2 separate regions of the Homo sapiens genome follow, and region 2 is linked to region 1. A link is an interaction called in ENCODE POLR2A ChIA-PET data of the cell type or tissue named here. Cell type or tissue: B cell. All regions are shown on one strand. Each heading gives the region's core, and the rest is flanking DNA. Links, peaks and the distances in the headings are about the cores only. Region 1 overlaps B4GALT4 (beta-1,4-galactosyltransferase 4). Region 2 overlaps GSK3B (glycogen synthase kinase 3 beta).

What was found. ChIA-PET counts read pairs that join two places held together with the same protein. Peaks named below come from ENCODE experiments on the same cell type or tissue, not always from the same donor. Only the 100,000 strongest peaks of a DNase experiment are listed, where the experiment ranks them.
Region 2: POLR2A ChIA-PET joins it to region 1 with 5 read pairs; 1 of 35 experiments calls an interaction of 5 or more read pairs at or near these places.

The regions. Positions count from the first base shown.
Region 1 is chr3:119,215,920-119,218,419 of GRCh38, forward strand. B4GALT4 (beta-1,4-galactosyltransferase 4) reads right to left here. Exons shown (of 8, transcript NM_003778.4): 7 at 321-425. Among named protein-coding and RNA genes, the nearest start is that of B4GALT4-AS1, 9.3 kb to the right of the region's middle. In B cell, for the core only: no CTCF peak of the experiment used is centred there; no DNase peak of the experiment used is centred there.
Region 2 is chr3:120,044,945-120,055,746 of GRCh38, forward strand. The region is part of intron 1 of GSK3B (glycogen synthase kinase 3 beta); the gene reads right to left. Among named protein-coding and RNA genes, the nearest start is that of MIR6529, 34 kb to the right of the region's middle. In B cell, for the core only: no CTCF peak of the experiment used is centred there; no DNase peak of the experiment used is centred there; H3K27ac peaks cover 850 bases.

The DNA of each region.
Region 1 (2,500 bases), core at 1-2,500:
TTCCTTTTTTAAAATTGCTTATATTTTAAGAATACATACTGAAGCAGTTACACATGAAATGCTATGACATCTGTGACACATTTCTAAATCCAGTGGGGTAAGAAAAAAACTGAGGGAAAGAAGAGAGGCCATGAGTTGAGAACTGTAGACGTGAGGGTTCAGTGCACCACTTTCTCTCCTTTTGTGTCTGTTTGAAAATTTGCTTAATAAAAATCTTTTAACACAATGAACTGGCTCAAATCTGATCGAATTCAACATAGTCCTTATTGACAGAACAGACTAGGGAGGTAGCCTGCTAGGCAGGTGAAGCCAGGACTTACCGTTCTGCGTTCACCTCATTGCCTTTGTCTCTAGTGTGGAAGACCATTGTATATTTACCCACTTCAGGCAGGGGCCGGGAAATTTTCATTCTTTGGAGCTCAACCCTAGAAAAATAATAGAGATTTTTTTAAAGTCCATCCTATTTATCTACCACTAGGCAAATAAAAAGCATCATTTGCGAAAATTTATACACACACACGCACATACACACACACACACACACACACACACAGTGTCACAAACAGCTTGATTATTGGAGTATTAAAAAAAGAAAAACTTCTAAAATTTCCAATTTCTTATAATGGTGGAACTTCAGGCGATAAGCCCAAAAAAGAATGAGATTCAGCATTTATTACTGGGGTACAAAGGAGATGTGTTAGTTTATACTTAGTCATTTTCAAAAAGAAAAAAAAATGATAAAGTACTTATTTCAAAACATCCTGAAGAATAGGAGAATCAAGTCTGTTAGGATCCCCAATTTACTTAGAGTTGCCTTCTTTTAACAAAGAAAGGAATGGCCATTTATGGTCACAAGTTTTAAAGCTACAATTCTAGGTTCAAATCTGGACTCTGTTATTTACAACCTCAGTAAGTCAGTTCACAGTTCCAGGTCTCAGTTCCCTCATCTGTAAAATGGCAATGGTGATAGGGAGTTGATTTCAAATATTCAAATGATATAATCTGCATGGAACATGCTTGTACTCTGCAATGTATTATATGTATTATATAAGTACAAAGAAGGGTAGTGCCTGTTGCACAGGCGAATAAATAAGCAGTAAATCTCAACCAACTTTCATATTCAAATCATCTTAGTTTATCTACCACATTAGTCAAAAACCATTCTGAAGGCCATGATGGTCTTTTCAAATGAAAGCAAAATTGGAGGCTCCCCTCTACTTTGAAGCTGAAGCATAGCAGGAAAGAAGACACTGAAGATATGTGATCAGGGCAAAATTCTACTAATCACCCCAGTGAAGTACATTTAGGGAAGATAATGGGGATTGTTTATCACTAGCCTTTGCTACTCTTGTCCTGAAATGTAGCACGTACCCTCTGTCCAGTTCCTAAGCCATGACCACATAGGCTGCTGATGGGCTGGGCTGTGAAGAGCTGTTGCCCATCACTACGGCCATTTCTGTAGAGCCCCTGGTCAGGGGAATCCACTCCCTCCTGCTAGAAACATTCCAGAGGCTCTCAGCCTAGACATGGGAACAAGAGCAGCATGGAGCCCCTGGGTTCTTTATGATGAGGCAACAAAAAAATTTCTGACAGTCACGTAACTAATAATTCAGAGCCCCAGGTTAGAAATTTCCTTTCCAGCCAGGCACAGTGGCTCACACCTGTAATCCCAACACTTTGGGAGGCCAAGGCAGACAGATCACCTGAGGTCAGGAGTTCGAGATCAGCCTGGCCAATATGGTGAAACCTGGCCTTTACTAAAAATACAAAAAAATTAGCCAGACACGGCGGCACACGCCTGTAGTCCCAGCTACTCGGGAGGCTGAGGCTGGAGAATCACTCAAACCCGGGAGGCAGAGGTTGCGGTGAGTCGAGATCACGTCACTGCACTCCAGCCTGGGTGACAGAGCGAGACTTTGTCTCAAAAAAAAAAAAAAAAAAAAAAAGAATTTCTTTTCCAAGAGGCAACAAGCAGGAGGGAAGGGGGCCTCCTGACACCCAGAATGGCCTTGTGATTACAAGTCTAAAGATACCAGCCTAAGCTCTTGAATAATTACTTATTTCTGGGAGGCAGGGATAACTATAACTATCTGGCCCCCAAATCCAAGTTGAGGGGAAGAAGCTGTGGGTGGAGGCCAGACTTATTCCCTTTGAGCCCCTCAGAGCAGAAAGCAGTCCAAGAGAACCCAGGGTAATGTCAACAGCCCAGAGTCAGGCCTGGGGTCAGGCCACCTGCAGTCTCCACAGCGTGCAGGGCTGCCAGGGCTGCCTAACGCTTGAGGAGAGGACCTCTTTGCCTGCTTCAACATGTGCAGCTCCCCAGAGGCTGCTGGCACTCCCTGCAGGGGGACACTGGGAACTGTGTCCCCAAGGGGTCTGACAGAAAGCATGAGGCTCTTAACAACCCGGTCTCCAAATTGCAGTTCAGCAGACACCTTGCAGTTTGGGGTTTCTCACTCACTGGTGTCTCAGTAAGTCTTTCCCGACAAGTACATGAGGC
Region 2 (10,802 bases), core at 4,781-7,280, 830 kb after region 1:
CTTTTTCAAGATGGCTAAAAAGGTGGTTCAATAAATGAAAAGAAATCGTGGCCTCAATTCTTACTTTGCTTGCAGTTGTAATACTTGTACTCATTCTTATTGGGTGCTGTGTCATACCATGCATTGTAGGTTAGTGCAAACGCTTATAAAAACAGCACTTACTAAAATCTCCCTTAGCTCTCCTCCACCTTATGCAAGTAAGCTTTTCCTTTTAAAGGATCAAGTCGGACAGCAAAGCCCAGACATGTTAAAAAGGTTTAAAGAGAAAAGATTATAAAAATTAAAAGCAGGGAACTGTAAGATATAATGAATTTCTCTTCAAAGGTTCAGCCTGTTAACTTCCTTGTTCTTTGTTCTCAAACTCAACTTTCTTGTCCTCCATGCCTCCTTGCCTCTAGTTACTGTAAACAACCTTCCCATCAGCTCTAATCAATAACTCACATCTGTTCCCTTGGTTACCCACTCTGCACCCATTCCACCTTTTTGAAACCACACGTCCACCCTTCGAAACCACACATCCCACCACTGTAACTCACCTTCCCCTTCCCTCTTCCTTATTTAAAAAAAAAAATTCACAAGTAGCCAATCAAGTCAGCTTAAATTGTGCGGTTCAACCCCAGCCCACAGGGGAGTGACACTGAGGTAGGGACTACACATCAGAAATAAAAACCCCTTCTCTCCTTTGTTCCCTGTGCTCTCGCCATTGCTCCATCCACGAGACACGCCCTTCTGCAAAAATAAACTGCCTTGCTAAGAAAACTTTTGCCTGAGTGCTGGTTTCACTTTGCAGCACCAAGCATTTACTTCCAACATGTCTACACAAAAAAGTGAACACAAATGTTTACAGTAGTTTTACTCATATTTGCCCAAAAGTAGAGGCAACCAAGATGTCTTTCAATAGGTAAGCAGCTAAAAAAATTGTGGTATATCCATACAATGAGGTATTATTCAGGGACAAAAAGAAATTAGGTATCCAGCCAGAAAAAGACATAAAGGAATGTTAAATATATTGCTAAGTGAAAGAACCACGTCTAAAAAGGCTACATACTGTATGATTCCAACTATAGGACATTCTGAAAAAGACAAAACTATAGAGATAGTAAAAAGTTCAGTGGTGGCCAGGGGATGGGAGGAGGTGGATGGGAGGAGGGGATGGGAGGAGGGGGATGAGAAGGTGGCTAAATAGGTGGATGTTGGGATTCTGGAGGCAGTAAAACTATTCTGCATGACACTGTAATCGTGGATACATGACATTATGCATTTGTCAATACCCACAGAACTATACAATAAAAAGTGTGGGCCCTAATGGAAATTATAAAAGGTAAATTATATACTTCAGTTAATAATTTAGTATCAATATTAGTTCATCAATTGTAACAAATGTACCACAGCATTGCAAGATGTTAGTAACCGGGAAAAATGTACCACACCAATGCAAGATGTTAATAACAGGGGAAATGGGGAAATATGGGTGGGGGTAAGGGATTATATAGGCTCACTCTACTTTCTGTTCACTTATTATGTAAACCTAAAACTGCTTTAAAGAACAGTCTCTTTTCTTAAAAAGTAAGAAAGAAAAAGGCATGACAGCACAATGGTTCTAAGCCACTAGAGTATGTATCACTTGGAAAGTTTATTCATTATTAAAATTTTAATTTAATTTTATTTATTTATTTATTTTGAGACAGCGTCTCACTCTGTCTGCCCAGGCTGGAGTGCAGGGGTACAATCTTGGCTCACTGCAACCTCTGCCTCCTAGGTTCAAGCAACTCTTACGTCTCAGCCACCCATGTAGCTAGGACTACAGGCATGCGCCACCATGCCCAGCTAATTTTTTTGTATATTTAGTAGAGACAGGGTTTCACCTTGTTGGCCAGGCCGTTCTCGAACTCCTAACCTCAAGTGATCTGCCCGCCTCGGCCTCCCAAAGTGCTGGGATTATGGGTGTGAGCCACCGCTCCCAGCCTAAACTTTTAATTTTAGACTAGACCATCACATTACTTCTTTGCACTCCAGTTTCCTCAAATGTAAAATGAGAGAGCTAAATTTGACAGACAGGAACATGAATCAGAATACTAGAGTCACTTTCAGCTCAAAATTTATTTTCTTTTCTACATGAACCTAAGTTTGAACTAAAACAAATTCTAAAGCACAGACTCCTTTATTTATCTTAAACCTTTTCACGATAGGCAAACAGAATTTTCATTATTTTCAATGTAAGGTGATAACCAAACTGTCTTATAAGTAAATTAATGATAAGTAATGTATTTCCTATCACAATTTTCTCTCCACAAGATCAAGAGCATTTAGTCTTTTGCAACTGTTTGAAGTATTCAAAAAGATCATCAAGAGTGTAAGTTAAGAATCTGAGATAACTATAAGGAATCAGATACTCTCAAGAAGGCAATCCAGATAGATAGGCTACCAGTATCTCTCACTGGTAGCAACTTTCTCATATTCCCTAACATTCACGTAACCAAAGACGAACACACACTAAACCCAATGCCAGGAGAAGTCAATTTCCTTGTCTTAAAAGTAGTGTAAGTCTCACACTAAATATCAAAAGCCTCATCCTAGAAAACTAAGATTTATGATCTATCCTCAAGCAACTAGTACATAAAATAGCATCTGTGTGCTATAGAATATGGTACATAACAAATAAGTGTTTTCCAATTAATTTATTCAACAAATAGTTGTGTAACATTTACTATATGTCAAGCACTATGCTGAGCAATGGAACAGAATGATGAGCAAAACCAAGTTTAAACTCCATTAGGGAAGACAAACTAATATATGTCAAGTGGTAATAAATACAATATTTTAAAAACAAAGCAACATAACTGGTAGGGTATTTGTTGACTGGGAAAGGACACATGAAAGCCTTCTGGAATAATGATGAAGATGTTCTGTACTTAACTTGATCTGGGTGTTGTATTCACTGAGCAGTACACTTAGGCTTTATGCAATCTGCTGTATATGTTCTACCTCCAAGTGTTTTTTAAGCCTGTTAAAAGCAACACCTAGAATATCAATGCTGTCCAGCTCTAATGATGATTTCCTCTTGATTACCACAATTGTTAATACACTTCCAAATATATGAACTACGTATCTTCACAGTTCTTCACAGAACTATGTAAATACAATTACAATGTCTAGAACCGTTAAAGCCAATCATTTAGTAAGCATCAACTGGCTACAGATAAGGTAAAAGAAAACCAAACTCTTACCTCAACTTATAGGAAAAGATAAAAACAGAATGATGCTAAAAAGGAGTCCTACAACTACTCATAATAAATATAGAATGTGATATAAGTGCCTTTTAAAAATAAACCTACCTTTAACCATTTAGTATTTCCTCATTTCCTCCTCTGTTCCAAAACTCCAGAGTTTCTCTTAGAGGGGAACAAAAGGAATGCAAGAACTGTGCATTCAAATTGTTCCAAGACTCATACAAAGTCTAGCATAGTCACTAAGAGCATAAACTCTGGAGCCAGACAGCCTGGGTTAAATACTGGCTCTGCCACTTACTAACTGTATTACTTTAGCCAAGTTTATTTATTTCAGTTCCCTGTGCCTCAGGCTCCTCATCTGTTAAGCAGGGATAATAGAATCTTATCTCATTGGGTTGTTATGAAGACTAAATGAGTTAATTTATGTACTGTGCTTAGAACAGTAGTTGGCACATAAAAAATGCACTAGATAGGTGTTTATTACTGCTGCTACTGCTGCTACTAGGAGTCCTACCAGAATTGGCACCTAGGTACCACAAACAGGCAAATTAATCCAGTTAAGAAAAGGTATGGATCCTAACAGCTAATGTCATTGGTAACACTCCATTTCTGCTCCCATTTATACCCAGAATAACAGTACTTTTAGTATGACTCTGCCCTATGTTAATACATCAACTTAGCACATTCCATCTAAATTGTCACTTATATTTGCACTACATAAAACAGATCATATGATGCCTAACCAATGACACAAAACATTCAATGAAAGTCAATCAAATTCCCAAGTACAGAAAAGGGAAAAAATCCCTATACATGTCAAGGGAAAAGTTAGTAGCTAAGGCAAATCTAGTTCCTTTTTAATGGGTTTTGCTAGACAGTCTCAATTTGATGAATGTCCAACCCTCCAAAATGAATCTGTCTCTTCACTTTATCTACATGACAATTCAAATCAACAATTTAATCAGTATCTGTACCTACTATGAATCTAGCATGTCCCTAGATACAATCAGAGAATGTAAAAATTGTATGAGACATAATCCTTGCTCTGACTGACTAGTTAGGAAGAGTCTAACACAAAAGCAATCCATTTATTCAGTCAACAGACACTTCTTGAGGGAATATTCAGTGAATGTGGCTCCAGGCCTGGCCTGGGTGGTTTTAAAATTTACAAAGGAAATACGGTCAAATGGATAAAAGCTGCACAATGTTAAATACAACAAAAGCGGTAGAGGGTATGAAGGAAGCAAGAAAAAGAAAAATCTGGAATGTCAGAAGACTTCCTGGGAAGGTAGCATCTGTATTAGATGTTGAGAGACAGGTAAGTTGACGAGAAAGAGAAGAGAGAACATTTAAGGCAGAGGTAAAAGCATATACTAGAGACAAATCCACATGCCTTCTGAACAGAAGACAAACCCAGAAAGGTAGCCAAAGATCTTACACCATGATAAAGGACTTAAGCTTTATTCTGTAACAAATGAGTAGTAAATAAAAGATTCATATGGGGGGATATATGATCAGACTTCTGAATGTTTACCTGGGGTAGGACAGAAGAATAGACAAGGCTGGAGACAGAAAATAAGTAACAGCCCAAGGGTAGGCAAACCTTTTCTGTAAAAGGCCCGACAGTAAACATTTCGGGCTTTGCAAGCCATACAGTCTCGGTCACAACTACAAAATTCTGCCTTCGTAGCATAAAAATAGCAATAGACAATTAATACATAAACTAATGAGCAAGGCAGCTGCTTTAATCCATTTTGTAGTGCTATGACAGAATACATGAGACTGGGTAATTTATAAAGAAAAGGTTTATTCACCTCACAGTTCTACAGGCTAGGAAATTTAAAGGGCATGGCCCTGGCTTCTGGTGAGGACTTTCATGCTACATCACAAAATGACAAAGAAGCTCAAAGGGGAAGTGGTCAGATGTGAAGACAAAAAATCTGGCGGCATCCTGGCTTTATAACAATCCATTATCTCAGAATTAACCCATTCCCATGAGAACTAATCTAGTACCACCAGAGCAAGAACTCACTCACTGCTACAAAAAGGTACAAAGCCATTCATGAGGGATCCACCCCCCATGAAACAAAACATCTCCCACCAGGCCTCATCTCTTAACACTGCCACATTGATGATCGAAACAAGTTTTAATGCTGAAAAACAAACCATATCTAAACCACAGAAGTTGCATTCTAATAAAACTTGATTTACAAAGACAGACGGCTAGCCGTATTTGGCTTTATGGGCTATAGTTTGCAAACCTCTGGTCTAGGCAGAGTGATAAGGTCCTAAACTAAAGTGAAGGCTCTAGTAAATGAAGAGGAATAGGTTCCAAAGATATTTAGGGGGTAGACTTGAAGAATGACTACTGGTGGAGAACTAGGTGTAAGGAGGAAACAACTTTGGTTCCTGGGAAGGAAGCCAGGGGCGTCTATGGATAATGGTGCCATTTACCAAGATAGAGAGGAAGAAGAAGAATATAGAGGTTTCATTCTGTTTAGGGGAGGAGAGAAGGTCAGGAGAGAAAATGAGTTCAGTTTTAACATGTTCAGTTTAAAGTAGCTGTGGAACATGTAGGTGGTAATTCCTGCAGGTCTAGGATTCTGAAAAGATCTGGGTTAGAGGACTAGATCTGGTCAAAGCAGTAGAATTAATATCTAGTTTTTCATAAACCAGATCACTAGGGTAGAAGGAAGGTAGGCAGAGTATGAACAAATGGCTGAGGTCAAAATATAAACACTTAAACGGGGTAGGTGGCTGGAGAGGTAGAGAAGTGCTCTGCAGGCAAGACTGAGGAAACAATCTGAGAGGCAGAAAAGCAGTTTGAGTGAAGTGTTATGGGTCACTGTAGCTAAATTAAACTACAGGATACAATCATTTTGAGAAGAAATCAGTGGGCCAAACACCAGGTCTAGTAGGGTCTAGGACACTCCAGATGCTGTCTATCAATTTCTTTTTTTTTTTTTTTAATGATGGAGAAAAAAATCAGTGGGCAAGCAAGAGAACAGGACGTTGGGACATAAAACTGAATAGGCTGGTTTACAAAAAAACAGATATTGAAAGAAAGTCAGAAAATTTTAATCAGATGAAAATAGGCAACAGGACAGTTTTCTTAACTAGAATGGGACATAGCTCAACTATTTAATTAGGTAACATAATCTGTACTATGTAGGGAAGCTGTAACACTGAAGGAAATAAAGATAAAATAGCTGTTAAAGATATAGCACAGCCACTCAGTAGACTGGATTTACTTTATCATGAATAAAGGTTTTTTAAAAGTACACAATTAATTATAAAAAGCACTATACTGGGTCAGGCGCGGTGGCTCACGCCTGCAATCCCAGCAATTTGGAAGGCTGAGGCGGGTGTATCACCTGAGGTCAGGACTTTGAGACCAGCCTGGCCAACATGGCAAAACCCCATCTCTACGAAAAATACAAAAATTAGCCAGGTGTGGTGGTGGGCATCTGTAATCCCAGCTACTCAGGAGGCTGAGGCACGAGAATCACTTGAACCCAAGAGGCGGAGGTCACAGTGAGCAGAGATCATGCCACTGCACTCCAGCCCGGGCGACAGAGTGAGACTCTATCTCAAAAAAAAAAAAAAAAGATATGAGTAATTTGGTATGACTGCAGATATGAAGAGACTTGCAAATAGGAAGTATTTTGAAAAAAGCAATGAAACCTTTAATAATTTGTTAAATCATTCCTGAATTTAACAACAAGGTCTTTTTACTAAACCAGCTATCAACAAAAGTAAAAACTGTTTTTGTGGCATTTAAAACCAGTGAAAATTCCTGTGTGGGTTTAGCAGCATTAAACTTTAAACACCATTAACACATCCTGAGAAATTCACAGAAGGAAAGAGTTCACTATTTTTAAACATACTAAATGTGCCTCTTCTTTATAAACGGGATCTGTGGGTGTTAGAGAAGTTCAATAAAGAGGGCTACCCCAGAAAACAGGATTTTCCATCCATTGATGTTTTACTATATAAAAAAGGTGCAAATTTTCAACAGGGCTCTAAAATGTTTAAAAGAATAGTACAATTTATTTGACAGAAGGAAGAAAATGACTAAATTGATGGTTGTCAAATGTCTTAGATAATTTCATTCTCTGTCTTTTAAGAGCACAAGTCTCATAAAAAGGTGAAAATAGGCTTTCTCAGACCAGGCACAAACCCTAACTTCCTGCCCTCCAAGTACTGCCATGGGTTAAATTACAGGTTACCGAGTAGTTCTGATACTAAGGCTGAAAGATTCATGAGCCTCACCAGGTTATGTTAATTTCCTGTCCTAAAATAGCTAGTCCACAGTAACCCCCAACGCACCCCAAGTAAAATATCCCATATGGTAATTCTAGGTTATTTTTTACCTCTCATTTTTAAACACATTAACCTTCCCTAAACCACTGTTAACAATCCATGGACCTACCTCAGAAAAATAAATCTACTTGTTTACATATGCTGCAAATTCTCATTACACTCTCAGACACATAAAATTTGCAATATGACTCTAGTTGACTCTATTCCCTTTTCAAATATAGTAACATCTTTCTAATCAAGAAGACTTCCAAAAACATCAAGCTTAGAAAATCAAAATCCTGGAGGCAGGGAGAAAATAATTATTAACAGCTGTTTACTGAGTAAGTACCTAGTTTGTACCAAGCTATGTTTTTCATGCATTACATCATTTAACCTCAATAGCCGTGTGAGATAGGTACTATTATTATCACCAACTTAAAGATGAAGAAAGCTCTTAGGTAAGTCATTTGTTCAAGGTCAGAGTTCGTAAGTGTTAGAGCTGGGATTCTAAAGCAGTCTAACTACAGAGCTCTACTATAGAGCTCTACATTCTAAGTAAAACAGCAGTAGAAAACTATAGGCCGGGCATGGTGCTCATGCCTGTAATCTCAGCACTTTGGGAGGCCGAGGTGGGTGGATCACCTGAGGTCAGGAGTTCGAGACCAGCCTGGCCAACATGGTGAAACCTCTTCTCTACTAAAAATACAAAAATTAGCCGGGTGTGTTGGCGGGAGCCTGTAATCCCAGCTACTCGGGAGGCTGAGGCAGAAGAATCACTCAAATCTGGGAGGCGGAAGTTGTGGTGAGCCCAGATCGCGCCACTACACTCCAGCCTGGGCGACAGAGTGAGACACTGGCTCAAAAGAAAAAGAAAACTACATCTATCACAGAGTACACTTTACAGATGTAATCCCCAGACCTTCCTTACAATCTAATGATTAAAATCAGTAATTTCATTCAAAGAACAATTCTAACAATTTGGTAATGTGGATTTCCCATTCACAGTTACTTAGCACATTTGTAGTAATAGGGACTACTATTGCTAGGACCAACCACATCAATGAGTTAGTGGGCAAAACACATGTGCACCCACAAGGAAAAGATAAAACTGGCTATTAAAAAGCTACTATATAATTACATTAAACGGCCCCTGAATGGTTTGGCTGTGTCCCACCCAAATCTCATTTTGAATTGTAGCTGCCAAAATTCCTACGTGTTGTGGGAGGGACCCACATTGTATCATGGGGCACATCTTTCCCATACTGTTCTTATGATAGTGAATAAGTCTTATGAGATCTGATGGTTTTATAAGGGGGAGTTTCCCTGCACAAGCTCTCTCTTTGCCTGCTGCCATCCATGTAAGCCGTGACTTGCTCCTCCTTGCTATCCACCATGATTGCGAGGCCTTCCAGTCACGTGGAACTGTGAGTCCATTAAACCTCTTTCCTGTATGAAGTATCCAGTCTCGCGTATGTCTTTATCAGCAGCATGAAAATGAACTAATACAGCCCTGAACTGTTGTATTTTAGAACAGGGCTGTTGCTATTAATATATTCTTTGATACCGGCAGTACAATAACTGATATTCATGGTAGCTGAAATATCATAAAGGTATCAAAAAAGATATTCAGCATTATCTAAAAAATACCTTAGAACAATTTTTACAAAAAGAGCAAACAAGAAGCATAAAAAACATTTCTCTAGAAAGTTCAAGATGATGGTATTTTATCCTTAGTTCAATCTCTCATTCCCTCCTCTCTCTCCTTCCCTAGAACATTAACACTTTCAAATCCCTGCTTGCTCACTTTTAACCTGTACTCCACCAGCTTCATAGGCAAACTTTTCAAACGGTAGTCAATACTCACTGTCTTCCACTTCCTCACCTCTATATCCTCCACTTCTCCAGCTTCTACACCCAACTTCCCAGTTTAGTTGCTTTTTCCAAAGTCATCAATGCCTTCTTATTCCTAAATCTAATAAACACTTTTCAGATTTTATTTGTCCTTTAGGCAGGATTTAACATTTCAGATCCCTCTCTCCCCTAACCTTTTTTCTTTAAACTGGTCACTTGCCTTCAACACAACCTGACCCTTTTTTCTTTTTTATGTTTTGCTTAATTTATTTCCCTCTGCCTGTCCCTCAATTATCAGAGGGTCTCTGACCATCTTCTCTTCTCCTACTAAAAATTCTCAAAGGATGATCTTAAGCATTTCCTTCACCTACTTATGCTACACTGCTCATCAGCTCATACAAGTCTCCTGATAGCTCTCCAAATGGCTTCCACAAATCTCCACCCTAGGCCCCTCAAACTAACATGCCCACAATTGAACTCATCTTGGAAAACAATAACACAGTGTCTTTGAAAGTGTAGCACATGTAATGAGTTTTGTTTTGTTGGAAGTAGGGCTTATTCCACATTTTGATAAACACTGGTATCCATCTGGTCTTCCCAGACAAATATCTGGGTGTCTTTCTTGACTCCTCCTTTCTCTCTCCTTTGGACTCAGACACCTAAAGAAATCATCAACTACTAAAGGAAGATTGTACAACCTTAATCTTTTCAAATCAATTCCCTTTCCTTCATTCCTCCCTCACTTCTTAACGATATCTTGCCTAGGCCCTCCCATAATATTCTTAATTGTTTGTGGCTATAATAATACTTATCACAGAACATGTGTATTTCTCTACCAACCTGCAAAGTTAGAAAAAAAAATGTGTCTTGTTCTTTTTATCTAACTGTATTTTGGAACACAGCTGTCAATAAAAGTCTAGTGAGTAAAGGGTCCCAAGAAGCTAAGCAACACATCAAAAAGAATATAATTTATTAACAATGGTGCAGGAATGTATGTATACTCAACTAGCATTTTTTCAATATTGAAATAACCTCCATAACCTGTGATATACTCCATCACAGTACAGCAATAATAGTATATCAATATCACTTTTCATATTCAAAGCGACAAAATATTCTTTTTTGGTTTATGTTTCTATGTACATTTTAAATTACTTTCTAAATCAGGGAGGAAACAATATTTAGAGCAAAATGCCACAATCAGTATGAATGAAAAATCTTTAAGATTTTAGGGCAATTTGTTGTAAAACTGGGAGTTAGAGTGAGGAGGGGAGAACACATCAAGAAAATAAGGGAATATACCAAAATAGAGATACAACATTAAGGAAAGACTGCAAAGACTACTGTTTTCAATGAACAGTGAGCTTCTCAGTAACAACTGGGAAAAAGCAGATATGTCTACTGTTTCATCCTAGTCAG